2 separate regions of the Homo sapiens genome follow, and region 2 is linked to region 1. Evidence: read pairs that join two places in POLR2A ChIA-PET (ENCODE). Cell type or tissue: MCF 10A. All regions are shown on one strand. Each heading gives the region's core, and the rest is flanking DNA. Links, peaks and the distances in the headings are about the cores only.

Region 1 (5,388 bases), core at 109-5,108:
AATGTTAAAACTGGCCAGGTACAGTGGCTCATGCCCGTAATCCTAGCACTTTGGAAGCCTGAAGTGGGAGGATTGCTTGAGGTCAATAGTTTAAGACCAACCCAGCCAACAAAGCAAGACCCCATCTCTTATTTTAAAAAATTAAAGTAAATTAAATTTAAAATGTTAAAACATAACTTTCAGAATCGTGAAAGAAATATCTCTTTATTATAGTAGAAATCTAATATTAATTTATTCCAGATGCTACCTCTATATCATAATTTTAATAATTAAATGTAAAAATCTTCAAACCAATTATACTTTTTTGCTACTTGACCTATCTTGGCAATCAATCACCACATAGTTTCGATTTCATATTACATAATTTATAAGGTAATAATACTAAGAAACAAAAGAATGATATTGTTCTATTTTCTCCATATACAATGAAGCTACTCTACAAGTAAACTTGAAAGGGCTTAAATTACAAAGGTGCTTTAGCAATTTAAACAATTATTACAATGTATCTTTTTATTATGAAAAATAACTTATTGAATGCATTTTCTTTTCAGGCATATCATAGAACTCTGGTCTATAATAATCCATTAAAGTGTTTTCTTTTGCATATATTATCATGTAGCAATTCAAATGCAAATTCCTTTTATAATTTCTTTATGTTATAAACATTTAGCTAATGCCCTTTCTGGTTTCAAATATTCCCTTCATGAATCCTTTATTAAGGCAAAATATGAAACAAGGTTTTTTCACTGCTGCTTTCTGGGATATATAATAATTTACTAGTCCAAGAACATCAACTTTCAACCATAAATCAATCCCTTGTCATTTGAAAATCTTAAGACATTGTCTTAAAATTAAAGCTACAGAGACAATGTCCAGAAATAAAATTATCCTCCAAGTAGCTAGGCCAGAACAACCAAGCTAAAACTACCTTAAGGAAGAAAATCAAAGAGCAGTACCATTTTAATGTTTCAAAAATGGGATCACACTAGCATGCTGAGTCCATGCCAGCCAAATGAAGAATGGCACTGGCTAGTTAATAGTCATCACTACTTTCTGTACTGCCAGTTTTCCTACCCAAGAATTGGAAGAAATCCAAAACTTCAAGGGCATTGCTCAAGGTGGCTCCCTGAAGAAAGAAAGAAAGAGAGAGGGGAAAAAAGTGAGAGGGAGACAGAGAGGCCATTTTATATTTTTTGGAATTCTACTCACCATTATTGAATCTAGTTAAAGCATTTCATGTAATTGCTCTAGTGAAATGTGGAAAAACAAAAAAAAATTCTATATAAATCAAACAGAATAGACGTGTTTAAAGAGGTAACTTATGTCTACTTTTCTACATTGGTTGGATTTTTCCCACTGCATTATGATAGAACTGTGTAACTTTAAAAACGTTTAGGTATTTGTTTATATTAAATTTTCTTCAGGGCAGGAGACCTGGTAGAACAAAAGTTATAGTTTTCTCTAGGTGTTGGTTGTACTTTCCCAAACCCGTTCAAAATTTATATTAATTTCTTAAAGTATTCCTATTTTTTTTCTTGTTGTTGAGTTTTGTTTGTTTGGAAATTTTTTGGCATGTGATAAAAATTTTCAAGATATGCACACCAGTTAACAAAGAACAAACATTCTCTGTTTTCTTTTTATGAAAACCAGACAGGTACATCATATAAACTCATAGAAATAAAATCAGCTTGTACAGATTCACAAGAACAAATTTTCAGGAATTTTGCCAACAGGTTGTTAAAAAGTGTTAGCTTGATAGCAGTCATGGTAAGAGTTTTTACACCACAGGAATTAGGAAATGCTTCCAATCAGGGCTTTTTTGCTGGAGCACTGATTGTTAAACATAAGCATACCACCGTCTAAATCCTATGTAGATTAGCAAGGAAGGAAATGAAAAGGTACTGTAGCTACAATTCTGAAATGAAATGATAAATTTTAATTTTATTGAGTCCATTCAGATATTGTCTGGGATACTCAGGGTCTAACACAATTATAAGTTCTTTTCATCTCTTATATAACAAAATCATATCCATTGTGGTAATCTTTGCCTCTACTATCTTCATAGTAGGATTCTAACATTTGTAATTCTTTGTCATTTGATATTTATTATAATATTGTTGCAGGCCGAAAGAGTGAGGTTTGTGACCAACTCAGTATACCACTGGAGGCTATATGAGTAAACAGCAAACTGTTCCCTTGAAAGCAGGGTGTTGGCAAACTGATAAACTGCGTCTGCCGCCCAGAAGGAATGCTGAGGGCAGTCACGCCCCAGGCACGTGTTTCTTGTGATTAGGCGCATCTGAAGCCTGTTAGCAATAATGTGAACCTGTGATCAGTTAAGTAGCTGACCAATCATTACCTCCTGCTCCCTGCTCTATCTACACAATAAATATGAACGGCTGTAGAAGCTCAAGGCGGCTGCCTTTGCTTAGTAGAAGCAGGAAGCCCTCTTCTTCTTCCCCAGATCCCTTCTTTAAGACAGTTTCTTTTGTTTTAAGTTTTCATTTCTCGTTCATCCTCCTTCGTTCAGCCCTGTGGTAACCGTGGCAAACTGCAGCATAATATGTTATTATTGATTTACTTAAAAGATAATAAACCACAATTCTGCATCCTTCATGTCAGAATTTTTCACCATTTAAGTAAATGCTTAATAACTTTTTTATTGATAATAAAAATGATTTAAATAATCAATCATGAACACTTACCTCTAGGCTGGTTCTCTTTATCCTTATCCAAATCCAGTCTGCTAAGATTTTAATGTTGATTCTAAAGACTAACATGGCTCAGACTTTAGATATTTTAAATTCTTTAAAAGTAATACACATAATCTACTATGTGTAAATTCAAGATTTGGTGTTTTGTTTGTTTGTTTTTAAAGAGATGGGGTCTTGCTCTGTTGCCCAGGCTGGAGGGCAGTGACATGAAGCATAACATCATATTTCACAGCAGCCTTAAACTCCTGGACCTCAATTCCTCCTCAAACTCAAGTGATCCTCCCACCTTAGCCTCCTGAGTAGCAGTGACTAATTGTATTCCACCAAATCTTGCTAATTTCTTGTGTTTTTAGAAAGAGGGTCTCACTATATTGCTCAGGCTGGTCTCAAACTTTTGGCCTCAAGTTTATTTTTTAATTTCAGTGGCCACTTCACTGTAACAATACAGGTTTATCCCATGAGATAAAACAGCAAATTAAATCCATTTATGTTGAAGTAAGCCAACAGATACCTAATTTATCATTAAACTCAGAGAATTTGGCTTTAACCTAAAGGGCTTGGTTTTAAAATTATAACCTAGGTCGTCTCAAAAAGAGGGCATTCTACAGACTATCAGTTGGAATAACTTCCGATGACTCAAAATTTTCTATAGGGCTGCCAGATTAAATATTCAGACTCCCACTTAAATTTGAATTTCAGATATTATAAATATTGCATGGAATATACTTACACTAAAAACTATTTTATATCTGAAATTCAAATTTAGGCATCCTGTATTTTAATCTGGTAACACCAAGTATTCTTAAATTGAACACCCTAGATCACAGAGTCTTAACCCGATGAATTTAGACCACAGATTTGAGGGCATTGCTGAATACATGAAATTAGATATAAAAGATTTTTAATAGATGCATCCATAGCTTTTAGCAGGGAACAGAAGCATAGCTTTTATCGGTAGCTCTTAATGAAGCATTTGCTTCAAAATCTCTTGGAGAGCCTTTTAAAAATTAGTGACTTACAATATTCAGAACAGTAGTAAATGATGCTATCACTTCTGTTTAAAAGAGAAAATCTCACTCTCTGTGTGCATGCACAGAATACCTCTGGAAGGAAACCCAAGAAACTGGAAGTAGTACTTCCCTCTGGACAGGGGAACTAGGAGACTGGGATGATTTAAGAGTCCTACTTCTCACTACTTCTCTTTTGTACATTTAATTTTATTACATTGTCCGTATTTTATCTATCTAAAGAAAGTTTAAAATTACAAAAACCAACAACGCCCAGGCCTCACTGTAGGCCTATTAAGTCGGAATTTCTAAATTTCCAGTGATGGAGCCATAATGTTTGCATGTATTTTTGTTAACTCCATAGTGTATTTTGATTATTAATGAATATCACACACATTGCTCTGTGGAATTTGCCAAAAAAAACAGCAAACACAAACACACCACAAACTCACACGAACACCATTCCCTGCATCTCCCAGGAAAGACCCAGAAAATAAATGACTCACTTCGAGCAAGGCTGGAGAGGTTCTGTTTAAGGACTCATGTGCGGTGAGTTCAAACAAATCTCCGCTTAGGTGTGGTGAGACAGGAAGCTGCTCAGTGTTTAAGCTGAAGGTTCAGGAGAGGGGACTCTTAATTAATGTTTTTGGCCACCAGATTACACAGAAGGGTAACTGAACATTTGCTTATCCACCTATGAAGTAACCTGCCTTTTCTGCACTTCTAGTGGGTGGGTCCAGGAGTAACAAGGATCTGCTACCCCTGGAAACTCTTCCTAGTGTTGTGCTCTCATAGCAATTTACCCAGACTGCTTCAAGGAGACACCCTGCCTGTTCACAATTTATCTCATCTTCACTATTATACTCAAATGTCATTTAAGGCCAGGTGCAGTGGCTCATGGCTATAATCCCAGCACTTGCAATGCCAAAGGTAGGAGGATAGCGTAAGTCCAGGAGTTTGAGACCAGCCTGGGCATCATAGTGAGACCCTCCTGCCTCTACAAAAAATAAAAATATTGGCCAGCCATGATTGCATGTGCCTATAATCCCCGCTGCTCAGGAGGCTGAGGTGGGAGGACAACTTGAGCCCAGAAAGTTGAGGTTGCAGTAAGCTGTGATCATGCCACTACACTCCAGCCTGGGCAACAGAGCGAGACTGTGTCTCCAAAAAAAAAAAAAAAAAAAAAAAAGGTGTCATTAAATGTTAAAGGAATGACTGACTACAATACTTCAGGATTCAATCTGCAAAAAGAAAACACGCCCAGCTGAGTATCCTAGAACACTTTCTAGATCATTCTCCTGGAGTTAACCTGAAGAAGTGGTGTCTCTTGCGTACCCTTTCTTCTCTCCATTTCAGCAAAATTGGCAAGAAAGAATTTCTTCACAGGCAAACATACAATTTGAGAAAAAACAAATTTTTATTCTCTGCTCTTAGTATCCTATTTCTGGTTCCTGTGCCCAGAAGAAAGGAATGCCACAAGTTACATGACTGCAAGCAATAGTAAACAAGTGTATTTCACAGTTTGATCTAAAATCTACCTGGAGTTGAATTTTGTGAAAATACAGAGTTTCACAGTTAATACAGTGAAGTTTCTAGAACATGTCATATGAGACTATCTTCACAACTCTGGTATAGGCAGAGGTTTTTAAAACAAAGTACAAAAAGCA
Region 2 (5,388 bases), core at 85-5,084, 82 kb before region 1:
CAGATAGGCCTATAACTTACATCAAATAAATGCGCTCCAGGATTTTTTCAAATTTATTTAAATGTAGGCTTTATTTTGTACAGGTATTTTGATTAGTATGAGACACCAAATGAGGCACTTGTAATTTACTCAAAGCCCCTAAAATATTTAAATACTCATACATAAAATCACTTTGCTATGAAAATTAAGCTTCCACATTTCATTCTCTGAAACTGAGTTCAGAGCTGTGTTTTCCAATCAAGTAACTATAGGCTACTAATTCTGGTACAAACTGAGGCTACTTATGTACAAAAGTATTTTTATATTTGGTATCTTATTTGTGGGAAAACACCTACCTAATAATTCCTTGCAAAAGCAAAAGAACTAGTAGTACAATAATATTAAAAATGCTCCTTCCCTGAAAGATAATATAACATTATACAAGACAGAAATATACTCCAGAAAAGATTGTTTTTCCCTTCATCCTTGGTGTGGCAGACGAAGTACAGCCACTTCTACTCCCCTACTCTTGCTTAGCAGAGCCTGCCCCGCCCAGTACAGAGGCAGAAAACAGCTAATACTTGCTCTCCTAGACTCCCCACAGCCAGGGCAGAGGTAAGTAATCTAATTCTGTCAAAGGCATCCAGAGGAAATTTGTTGGGGACTTTCTGGGAAAGTTTTCCTTCCCTGATAAAATGGGATAGTTGGAAGTGAAATGCTGCCTTTTTCCCACCTCTGGATGAAACTGAATGAGGATATCGTGTTTAGCTCTTTAAGCCTACTGCTGACCTTAAGGAGACATGGCTGAGGAAAAGAGCACCTGGTCAAGATGGCAAAGTAGACAGATGAAAAGGAGATGGAGCCTGGTGACAACCGTGGGCTACTGACTAACTATGGAACTGCTCCATTTCTGAGCTCTGCTCTTATAAAACTGTATGCTCTGTTACTTGGAGCCTTGTAACTGATGGACCTCGCATCTCTGATGCTTCTATCTTCTTAATCTCTGACCATTCCTTTAATACCTCCTTTACAGGCTCTTCTGTCCTGATCTTAAATGCCAGTACTGCCTACTTTATTCATCCCAAGGTTAATAACTGTCTTTTAATTTTTTTCCTCAATTTTTAATACCCTGTCACTAATTCAACCTGTCCACCAGTTCTTTACATCACCTCGCAATTATTTCAAACGTGTTAGGAATTCTACAATTTCATTTTCTTGACTAAAGAGGAAGACATGGAACTAGGAAATAGAATCCTACACTTGTTTCTACATATTAAACAGAAATTATATTGGTTAGTTTCCCTCACTAGACTGCAAGTGCTACAAAAACAAGAACCATGTCATACTTACTTTTGTACCTCCAGAGTACATGTCAAGGATACTTTTCAATAAACACAAGTAGAGCTGAACTCACCTTTTTTTATAGCATTGTTAATGCCTTAAAGAAATCTCTCCTACATTTTTGATGCTTCTTTCTTTCTTATGACCTCTAAAACTTTTGCTTAACAACGGTCAATTGTTCTAAAGGCAAGTTGGCACCTATTAAGAATAATTTGTGCCAACACCAATTTTTAAAGGAACCAATGACTCATGAATGTAGGAGTATGTTATTTTGTGCAAATGAAAACACACACACACTCATTAGGTGGCAGATACTAAGGATGATAGTTAAGGCAATTTAAAACTTAATCAACATAAATACTTGGTGAAGTCTTGCTGAAACCAATTAGAAAATCAAAATGAAAATGAAAACATTATTAATATACCTAAGAACTCTCAATCAGCACTGGTGATTAGAATATCACATCAATGGTAGTTACATAGTAGAAATGTAATCAAAGTTTTGAAAATGCATTTTTAAAAGGGAAAGAAAACAGGCTGAAAGCAATGGAAGTATATACATGAGATTTTTAATCTCAAAGTACTTTTTCTAACAAGCACAGGCTAAACTGATTAATTTAACATGGAAAAACTCCCTTCGGCATAATTTTCAAGGAATACGCAGTGTCCACCAGAGAAATATGCTAGTAAAGAGTAAACTGTTCGATAACTTGAGGGTCCAAAAAGAGTATCTTATACTACAGAATATCATTTAATAGAGCTTTTTTTTTTTTTTGACTCTAATCCCATGACACAGATTATAGAGCATTTTATGTAAAGGCAACTGCAGTGTTCTACGTGAACATCTTGTTTTACAAATTATATACGAGAGCATTTAAGAAAAACCACATGAGCAAGTGCCTTGGGGAAATTTTTAAGTAAATAATTATTATGCCTTTATAATTTTGCCCTACAAAGTACTTTATTTCCTACAATGGGAAGGTTTCTATTAGCAGGCCAATATCAGGAGCATTTACAAAATTATACAATGACTGAACTGGAAGAAACATTTCATATCATCTCGTTCACTCTCTTCATTTTTCACATGCTAAAAATGAAGTCAAGAGACATCAAGTGTTAAGTTAAAGGTAGAAAAAGAACCTTGATTATTCTCAGTCCTCAGGAAATAGTCTTCTAAGATATATCTCCTTTTCCCTCTTACTTCTATCCTCTATTAATACTTTATAGTAACTACTTTAAAGTAAAAAAAAAAAAAAAAAAAAGAATCTCCTTAAATGTTCACAATGATTGAAGATTACAGAGTTCTTAAGTATAGAGTTATAAAGGACAACAAGAAAAATGACAAAATGACCTCACATCCTCCATTTACACTTTATTGACTATTATACAATAATACCAATGTCAAATTATTAATAATACACTGAGAAACATTAAACTCAAATAGATATGAAGCATAAAAGTATTTAGGGCTAATCTAGTCTACAAGATTTTATGTTAACCATGAAAATGTCATAACTCACATTATCCATCTGTTTCCAGCACATGTCAAGATATTGTTGAGCTTTTCGTCCTTCTTGCAGATGCTGAAGATTATAACCACGGCCAAAAAAAATAAAAATAAAAAATAAAACAAAAACAAATAAAAATAATTACATTTAAACACTAAAGTCTAAAGTCCCCAAAAGGCTTTTCACTTTATTTTTTTCAAGGTACTAATTATATAACTTTACCAAGACTTAGGAAGAAAGTAATGCAAAACTTCCTAAAAATGCATTTTATAGGATATTGTCTTAACACTTTACATATAACCTTGAAAACAGATACAATTTCCAGAAAAATAATGATTGTCTTGAATAGTAGATGACAAACATTTTTTATACAAGGTCAGATAAATATTGCAGGCTTTTTAAGCCACACAGTCTCTGTGACACTCAACTCTGCTAGTGTGATGCAAAAGCAGCCACAGGCAATATAAAAGTCAATGAATGTGGGTCTGTTCCAATAAAATTTTATGTATGGACATTAAAAATAAAATTTCATATAATTGTCAATGTCATGAAATATTATTCTTTTTTCAACCATCTAAAAATATAAAAATCATTCTTAGCCTGTGGCAACTAGCAAACAAAACCAAGCAGTTGGTTGGGTCTGGCCCATAGGCTGTAGTTTGCCAAACTTAAATCCAAAAGGATCATAAATTAGCAAGAGTATTTTGTGATAATTTTTAGCTAGAAGAAATGTAGTGAAATAGAAAAACCAGTTTATGCTGAACACACATTTTAAAGAAAACAAAGTGTTTCTGTGTGACTATTTCATATACTATTGCAATTGGATGAAAATTGTAAGAATTACCATTTTTCTTTCAGTTTTCAGATCATGAGCATATCTCATTAATTCACCATACACTCTGTGCGCCATTTCTTCTGCTACAACTTCTCGCTGTCCTGCATAGTCATTTAACTCATTAAGGATATTAAAAAAGGCTACACACGAGGTAAACCTGGCAAAAACATTTCAAAATGGTGAGACTTACTTTTATTTTCATTACAAATGTTGGTGAGGTATGGACTGAATCTAACATTTCGCAAATTTTAGCATATTCAACCTAAATCTCAGCTACTAGTTCTAAATTAACTTCATATGGAAAAAAATCCTGCATTAAGCTCAAGTCATACATGTTTGTATATCTTCAAGTAGTCTTTCATTTATTAGTAAAGGGATATTTGGGGTCAAAAAATAATAAGAATACTACCTGCAGGCTCTTTTGGCATACTGGAATCTCTTAAGTTGCCAACTGACTGGCCTGAGCTTGGGAATGAACTTGGTTGGATTCCTAGGCTTGGTAGCTGAACCTGTTGCAGAGATGATGTGCTTGCCAAATGCATCTCGATGGCTGATCTACAGAACAATTTTGCTATCAGCTCTGGACACAGCTGCCTGTATGCCTGCCCATATCCTGAATGGAAGTGAAGTGCCATTATAGTTGACACCAAAGCGGGTAAAGGGTCAAAAATAAGGGTAAAAACGTGTGTGAGGGAAGGAGAGAAACAAAGAGAATCACTGTATTAATGTATATATCTACTTTGAACATACTGCGGAACACTCTCTTACAGATGAAGATTAACAGCTCAGATAGGACTCCATTAACACTAAACCTGAGAATCCTAACAACTGACAATTATATACAGAGTTGTTTGTTTAAGTCGAGTCTCCTCTTGTTTCTCCATCTAAACAGTCATCCACATATTCCTCTTTAAGACCACAAAAAAACTCATAAGTGATTTCTAACCTTTTAATTTATTTCTAATGCAAAAACTCTCAGTGCTTTTCAACATCCCTTTATACCAATCAGTCAAATTGTTTTACTATCTATAAGAGTAAAAGCAAGAATCTACGAAGCCAACAACTACACAACCAAGTATGAAAAATATCCTTTTCTTCTGCAGACTAAATCATTCAAGTGGAGTCCTAGTCTACATTTTAATTGAAAATCTGTATCTGACTATTCTAGAAAACTGTTGATCAAGCCCACTACAGTATTTATCCTCATAAAAGATAAACAGTAGTTCCTTCTTTCATAAACATTAATTTTTAAATTAAACTTTATAAAATCTTTATAAAAAGCTAAGAATATATCTTACTAAATAATAAAAATATAAGTATTTTTAAATTTTTTAATATGCATTAATGAACAGGTATGTAATTTACCGTGGCTCTTCATCTTTGGATGAACGTTTGGGGCAGTACTTCTTAACCAGATTTCTATAGGAAGAAGATTTTTTAAAGTTTATTAAAAATTTCAACTATTGTTACAATTGAAATAGTCTAAGTTTTCAATTTCATTCAATCATGAATTTTATGATATAAAACAATTAAGACAGCAATATGATCTCTACTCCATTAGCATCATAATATGTAATCATTACTTACAATTTGTTCTTAAAATACTGATACCTGGAGAAAGAAAGGTTATTTCTGTATTTTCATATGAATGGAATCACAACAATTTGGTTGATGTTACTATCAAATAAGAAAATAGTTAAGAGGAAGAATAGAAGAAACAAAGTA

What was found. ChIA-PET counts read pairs that join two places held together with the same protein. Peaks named below come from ENCODE experiments on the same cell type or tissue, not always from the same donor. Only the 100,000 strongest peaks of a DNase experiment are listed, where the experiment ranks them.
Region 2: POLR2A ChIA-PET joins it to region 1 with 5 read pairs; 5 of 35 experiments call an interaction of 5 or more read pairs at or near these places.

Annotation. Positions count from the first base shown.
Region 1 is chr1:93,439,347-93,444,734 of GRCh38, reverse strand. No RefSeq gene overlaps it. Among named protein-coding and RNA genes, the nearest start is that of FNBP1L, 6.1 kb to the left of the region's middle. In MCF 10A, for the core only: no CTCF peak of the experiment used is centred there; DNase peaks (open chromatin) are centred at 1,064 and 2,234.
Region 2 is chr1:93,521,776-93,527,163 of GRCh38, reverse strand. It overlaps FNBP1L (formin binding protein 1 like), which reads right to left. Exons shown (of 17, transcript NM_001164473.3): 3 at 5,029-5,082; 4 at 3,673-3,820; 5 at 2,841-2,903. Among named protein-coding and RNA genes, the nearest start is that of TRC-GCA7-1, 8.1 kb to the right of the region's middle. In MCF 10A, for the core only: no CTCF peak of the experiment used is centred there; no DNase peak of the experiment used is centred there.